2 separate regions of the Homo sapiens genome follow, and region 1 is linked to region 2. Evidence: chromatin contacts called from ENCODE Hi-C or POLR2A ChIA-PET data. All regions are on one chromosome and are shown on one strand. Each heading gives the region's core, a stretch centred on a gene start or an enhancer-like site at or near the end of the contact. The rest is flanking DNA. Distances are from core to core; before and after follow the strand shown.

Evidence for each region. Hi-C counts contacts between places; a loop is a spot of excess contacts on that map. ChIA-PET counts read pairs that join two places held with the same protein, here RNA polymerase II (POLR2A).
Region 1: a map of heart right ventricle shows a loop between it and region 2 (3-fold over the local background). The contact joins two enhancer-like sites. A Hi-C loop is called at or near these places in 1 of 168 maps with a recorded cell type or tissue (heart right ventricle). POLR2A ChIA-PET finds 5 or more read pairs at or near these places in 3 of 52 experiments (Panc1, T-cell and activated T-cell).

The regions. Positions count from the first base shown.
Region 1 is chr6:154,577,553-154,581,175 of GRCh38, forward strand. No RefSeq gene overlaps it. Among named protein-coding and RNA genes, the nearest start is that of CNKSR3, 69 kb to the left of the region's middle. Within about 2 kb of position 1,624, at least 4 of the 41 ENCODE cell types and tissues checked have a DNase peak (open chromatin) inside an H3K27ac peak, as active enhancers do.
Region 2 is chr6:154,227,889-154,231,415 of GRCh38, forward strand. All of the region lies in intron 5 of IPCEF1 (interaction protein for cytohesin exchange factors 1), which reads right to left. It also overlaps a transcript of OPRM1 not described here. Among named protein-coding and RNA genes, the nearest start is that of IPCEF1, 130 kb to the right of the region's middle. Within about 2 kb of position 2,048, at least 2 of the 41 ENCODE cell types and tissues checked have a DNase peak (open chromatin) inside an H3K27ac peak, as active enhancers do.

The DNA.
Region 1 (3,623 bases), core at 374-2,873, 350 kb after region 2:
TGCCATGCCAAAGAGTAAGTAAAGAGTCAAGAGCCACTATGGTATAGAGGAAAGAGCATAGACTTGGACTTAAATCCACCTAGGCTCCAATTCCAGCTCCGATAATGATTAACTACATAGCTTTAAACAAATGATTTTACCCCTCTAAGCCTCATCTTTAAAAGGGGGATAATAATGCCTGCTCTGGAGCATTACAAAGATGAAATCAGATCATGTATATAAAGCATCTGATTCACTACAGAGGCCGAAAATGGATTATTATATTAATCACATCATAGAGAATCCTAACTAATCTAAAACACTGTGATATATGTGGGTTTTGTCTGAACCACAAAAAAATATTAAAATGGCCCATGCAAAATTGAAACAAGTAAACAAATAAACTGAAAGGAGCTTGTAAATAATCGGACAAACCTGTTTAGTCCAATTATCCCAAGACACATATTTGGTATCCATGAGAAACTGCTGGGGGTGGAATGAAAGGAGTATGGCGGAAGGTCAAAGTCAACTGCCTGTGGATGATTTCCTGGAAAAGTGTTTCTTTCCAGATCTCTTGTTTAGAGAGAGGTCAGACTGACCATGAAACACAGATGCTGAAGCCTCAAACATAGGATGTTCTACGAGGTCCAACCCAAAAAGGGAAATGCATTTTGATGATCCAGCAAGAAATTCTTATTAGTGCAGGAACTCTTGCCCACCATCTGCCAAGGGAGGCTATAATGGCATTGTTGACTCCCACACAGCAAGCAGAGCCTTAATCATGTTTTACTAGGCCTCACAGATCACAGGAGCAGGCATGCCCTCTTAGCCCCAGGCCTGGCACCACCCCTGCAAGGTAAGTAGTTTACAGGTGTGTCTGGGTCTACTTCAGGTCGGTCAGTTTAAGACAGCTCCACAGGACCTTAACCCAGAGAAGGAGGTCAGCCCCAGGCAGAAGCTCCCACACCAAGGAAGAAAAAGCTGGGCACCAGCTTTTTCACTATCTCCTGGGCACCAAACTAAATGATGTTTAGACTAGACTGGAAGGAATGACAACAAATCCAAAAGAAAAGTAAAAATTGGAAATAGTATTAAGAGCAAAAACTTGTTGTTGTCTAATCAGGATAAGCAGCAAAACGTACATTGCATTCAGATGTGCAGGCCAGTGATCTATAGCCTTTGCAGGCTTTGGGTCCTTTCAACAGGCCACTTCTCCTCCTCGTCATCACTTACCACAGCAGCAGTGTAGGTTATTATGGTGCTGTGTGGCTTGCAAAGCATTCTGGAACACACGGTTTTGTTACAATCCTCAACGCAATCTGATGAACAAGGTTATTATTGTCCTCATTTTAAGGGTGAGGCCATTGAGACTCAGAAGAAAAAAATTAATTGATTTACACCAGGATCCACATGAAATAGATTTGGGAGCAGAGATTTGGACCCTGGGCTCCTGACACCAAGTTTTATTTTTGTGGCTACACATTTCATATTGTTGCGGATCTTTAATTGACAAACGTGGTCCCACATTGGCATTGCAGCTGCCTGGTGGGAGTGGGACAAAGTGCATTCTACCTGTGGCTCTGGGCTAAAGCCACGTCACCACATAGGAGAGTAGGTAGCTCAGAGAATCAGTCCAAATAGGCTAAGTGGTCATCAGTCCAGAACTCAAGTTGCCAAATCTAAGGAAATGAGGTCTGAAAGTGGGATCTGAGCCAAACCAATAAAGTCTCAAAAGCCAAGGTGATCCTGGGTAACTGTGTTCTCTTACTAGGCAAAAGTAAGAGAGAGGCTTTTTTCCTCAGTTTCAGTAAAGTACAAAGTGTGGTTTGAACAGGATTAGTTGGAAATGTCTTTGAACCTATTAATAGAGTTGAAATAAATCATCTGCAACTTTATTTATGCATTTCCTCAAGGTCCTTAAGTATGGAACCCTGACCGAAAGATTTTGATAGAGGCTTTTGCTTTTGTGTTATACTCTCTAAAATTGTCATAACTTGTTTTACTAGTTAATGGAAAGGTGTGATGTCACAACTCTCACAATGTGAGGGACGTGTGGGCATTTCCTTTGATTGCCAGTTTTTCTCCACAAACCATAGTAAACGTAGGCTCCATGAGAACAGGGATTCTTGTCTGAGTCACTCGTGAATCCTCAATACTTGGCACATAATAGAACTCAATAAATATTTTTTATCTGTTGTATGAATAGTGGTGACATTTTACATTGTCTTTTGGCAGAAAGAGGTACTTCTTTTAAATCTTAACTAAAAATAGATTCACTTATTATAAAATAAGTTAATTATCTTGGCAAAACATCATGTATCTCCCCCCTTTCCCTGATGATGAAAGTTGTAATGAAGACATAACTTATTTATTGCTTTTCCAAGAGCATGTGGGCCTCAGGATTACTCCATGGTTATGCATCCAACAGACAAAATATGTTACGTGTGAAAGGTACTAATTATGTAGGTGGTGGTTTTCAATAAGGGTCAAGGATCCCATATCACAGTCTTACCCAAGGAGTTATGGTTCCACATCTTACGTGAATTTTCTGTAAGGAAAAACCTGTTTATATTATCTGAGCCCAGAACTTAACTCCATTTTACATATGAACACAAAGCATTTTTGCTCTGTGTTAATATATAAGGAATTTCCAGGAATGCAAATATCATGTAAACTGAGGAAAGATTGAGACTTGTTTTGTTTGAAAATTTACCAAAAGTAATTGACTATTGAAGAAAATCACCATCAACAAGTGCTTATGGTATTGGAGGCACCAATAAAAGAGCAGCTGTCTCAGTTTTTGTAACTATTGCATTTACGATGATAACATATTAACTTTCAAATTTACTTATTTAGACTTTCACTTCCATTTATGAAAAATTAACAGCTACAGGAATTATCCTTCTTCCATGCACAAATTGAAAATTTGGCAAAATATATGAAACAACAGTTTTCAGACATTAAACAACTGGTAATGCTGTGGGACTGTGAACCCTGAAAGAAGAGAATCAATTGAGCTGAATGATGTGATTGCCCCAGCTTCCTGCCTGGAGGCAGTTTTCAAGCCACAGCATGCAGCCAACAGTCTCACTGAGTTAAGGAAACAGAGATCAAAGTTAAGGAAGGCAAGGTGGCTAGATTTGTGGGACAAAGTACTGGAAAGGAGAAAGCTGCACAGAGAGAAAGAGAGAGAAAGAGAGCACACTCTCAAGATTTGCAAAGGGTTCTCTCAAATCTTTGACTAAATACTAATAATAAATATGATATCTCATAGGGAAGAAAAAAACACTAGATAGGTTTGATAGCAATTTACACACTGTAGAAGAGAAGATCAGTATTCTTGATGACATAGCAATAATAAAGCACAAAGAGAAAAAGACTAGAAAAAATTAACAGAGCATCAGTGTTGTATGGAGGAATATCAGAAGGTAAGTGGTCTAAACCATGTATAACTGGAGTAGCAAATAGAGTGGGTGAGAAGGACAGAAAAAAACCTTTAAAGAAATCATTGCTGAAATTGTCAAAATTTGATGAAAGCTCTGAACTCTCAGATTTGGGATGCTCAAGGAACTTCAAGAAAAATTAAAAAAAAAAAAATTCAAACCAAGAAAGACCATAAAATCAGTCATAAAGAAAAAAATCTT
Region 2 (3,527 bases), core at 798-3,297:
TATAAGCAGAAGCTTTTTTTTTATTCTGAAGACAGTTGAGCTATATTCAAAATCACAGATAATTTGTGTCAAAAAATGGTCCTTGCTTATTTGACTTGCAAAAAAAAAATGCCTCAAAAATGACAATCACAGAGGGCAAATCTTGAGAGAATGACAGTGTTCTTCTCTTCCTCCTCCTTTTCCTCCTCCTCCGCTTCTCCAGATCCCCTGTTGCCTATTATATTAACTAAAATAACTTTGTTGAATGGGATCCTTCTTCTTCAATTCCTAACTTTCTAAAAAGTTTCCTGCAGGCAGCCAAGCAGGGTGGCTCACGCCTGTAATCCCAGCGCTTTGGGAGGCCGAGGCAGAAAGATCACTTGAGCTCAGGAGTTCAAGACCAGCCCAGACAACATAGGCAGACCTTGTCTCTGTTTAAAAAAAAAAAAAAAGTTTCCTCCAGGTTCTATGCTGGTACCTGCAAGCTTCCCTCGAAATCCTGATGTAATAAAAAACTTGTTCTCCTGCCAGAGGTATCAAACCCATCGTTTGGCCATTGTACAAACTTCTCTTTCCAAATCTAGTCTTAAATTCAGAAGAAACACGTTCCTTTTCACTTTGTTTTATGATGTTCTATGATCTCAAACCTTTCTCCTCACAATTCAGCCCATCTAGTTTTCCCAGCATCTCTGATTTTGTTCATCTCAGTGGAGTGTCACGTACAGTTGCTGTCATTAGGCAGCATTAAATACATATTTTTATGAAAATGGCTGGTGTTACAACATTGGGGGGAAATGTAAAGGTTGCTGATCATCTCTTTGATCTCATGAATCACCTCTAGAGTATTTGTCTCCTTTAAACACTCTGCTCTTGGCCAGATGTGGTGGCTCATGCCTGTAATCTCAAGTGCTTTGGGCGGCCAAGGCGGGAGGATGACTTGAGGCCAGACGTTCAAGGCTGCAGTGAGCTGAGATGGTGCCACTTGCACTCCAGCCTGGGCTACAGAGTGAGACCCAGTCTCAAAACAAACAAACAAAAAACAGAGTAAAGGGTTCCAAGGTGTGAGCAAGGCAGGTTGCCTCCTGCTCCCTGGCCCTATAATGCCCTTCCTACCTCATTCCCCTAGATAAGTTTCCAGGATTCAACTTAGGTGTGACCATTTCCAAAACTTTTTCCCTATTCCCTTAAGTCTGGACTAGGTGCCCCCATGTCTGCCTCCAGCCCCAGGGGCGGCCCTCCCTTACAGGACCTCTCTTACTGTATTTAATTATCTGGTTGTTTGTCTGCTTCTCCAATGGATTGTGAGTACCTTGAAGGAAATAACTGTGTTGTTCATACATATTATTTATAAGGTGTGGAATAAATACATGTGAAATAAATAAATACATTTTTTGAATGAATGAATGAACTATAATCTTTTTCCTCTGACAATAAAGTGTTAAAATGAGATGCAGAAGGCAGTGTGGAAAAGTTTGCCGGTTTTTTTTTTTTTTTTTTTTTGAGACGGAGTCTCTCTCTGTCGCCCAGGCTGGACTGCAGTGGCGCGATCTTGGCTTACTGCAAGCTCCGCCTCCTGGGTTCACGCCATTCTCCCGCCTCAGCCTCCCGAGTAGCTGGGACTACAGGCACCCGCCACCACACCCGGCTCATTTTTTGTATTTTTTTTTTTTTAGTAGAGATGGGGTTCGCCGTGTTAGCCAGGACGGTCTCGATCTCCTGACCTCATGATCTGCCTGCCTTGGCCTCCCAATGTGCTGGGATTACAGGCGTGAGCCACCGTGCCCAGCAGTTTGTCAGTTTCTAAAAAAAGTAAGCATATAATTGCCATACAACTGAGCAATTCTACTCCTAGGTGTCTACCCAAGAGGAATGGATGCAAATGCCCATGCAAAGGTTTGCATGCAAATCGTTATAACAGCTTTATTCATAGTAACCTAGAACTGGAAACAACCTAAATGTCCATCAGCTACTAAATAGAATATGACACAGCCATACGACGAAATGCTATTTAATCATGAAAAGGAGCAAACCAGTGACGCTTGCTGAAACATGGATGAACCCTGAAAACATTCTGCTAAGTGAAAGTGAAACACAAGCGATCAGTTATGACTGTGTGATTCCATTTCTAGGAAGTGTCCAGAAAGGGCAAATCTATAGAGACAGAAAGCAGGACGGTGGTTGCCTGCGGTTGGGGGTGGGAACTGACTGTAAATGGGGATGGGGGATCTTATTGGTACAATACCAATTATTTAAAACTGATTTATTATGATGGTTGCATCACTTGGTAAATCTACCAAAAATGAATGAACTGCAAATTTGAATAGGGTGAACTTTATGATACATAAAATGTACCTTAATAAAGCTGTTTTTAAAAACATGAGGTTCATCAGTTATAACAAATCTCCCATGCAGATGGGGATATTGATAATGGGGAGGTTGTACATGAGTATGGGCGGGGATCATATGGGAAATATCTGTACCTTCCTCTTACTTTTGCTGTGAGCCTAAAACTGCTCTAAAAAAATTAAGTCTTTTAGAAATTAACTAAAACAGGACATCAGATTTTAGAATTTAAATGCAAAAATAAGTGTTCATTGCCATGATAACATTTGCCCTTTTCGTACCACAAGTATTTTGGAAAATATACAAAATTACTTCTTAGGTACCTACACATGTCAGAAAAGCAGAAGGGCTGACCAGGAGAAATGAGAGTGACGTGTATTCCCGAGTCTAAATAGGTCAAAGAGGACCAAGCCAGAAACAGATGAATGGTAATATAGGAAACTGTCATGTAGTTCCTGGTTAAAAAATGAAAAGTAATATTATATCTCTATTTTCAATGAAACCATAGTTCCTTAATTCTAAAACCCTGATTTCTTTACACTTCAATAATTCTGAAATCAGAAGACACCTTAGAATCTATGTATATTTTCATTGCAACATCTTCTCCCCTAAAACCTGTTATTAAATAAATTACAGGTCTTAAATAGAATCTTGAATTCAAGAAAAAAAAACAGCTAAAAAAATTTCTTTGTAATATACTTTTGTGTTTTTAAGTGAATATAGAATTGAAATTCTTGAAATTACATTGAGCAAATTTAATGAGGTTACCCAATGACTATCTGAATCAGCCGAAACTGCAAAAGTCTCCATTTCTCCATATAAATCTATTGTTTTCTCAGTTACTCCCCAAAACCCCCAGGGCACTGGAAACAGATGAGGTCTAAACTCTGAGCTGAGCTGCCCATTCTCATGCCGCCTTAGAACAGTTGTCTCTAGATTCTCACACTACACACAGACTCATGACCACTAGAGAAATCTGAATTATATTCTTTAAAATAGAAAGTAAAAGTAAAAGGAGATTGAAGAAAAGTTAGGATAAAATTCACTGTAAAAGTTCTAGTTCTATGGAGAAACAGTCATTCTCAAACACTGCTGGTGGTAATGCAAAATGGAACTCAACAGAAGGAAACTGGATAATAATCAGCAAAAATGCACTTGCCCATTGACCCAGAAATTCCACTTCTGGGATCTGTCCTAACTATACC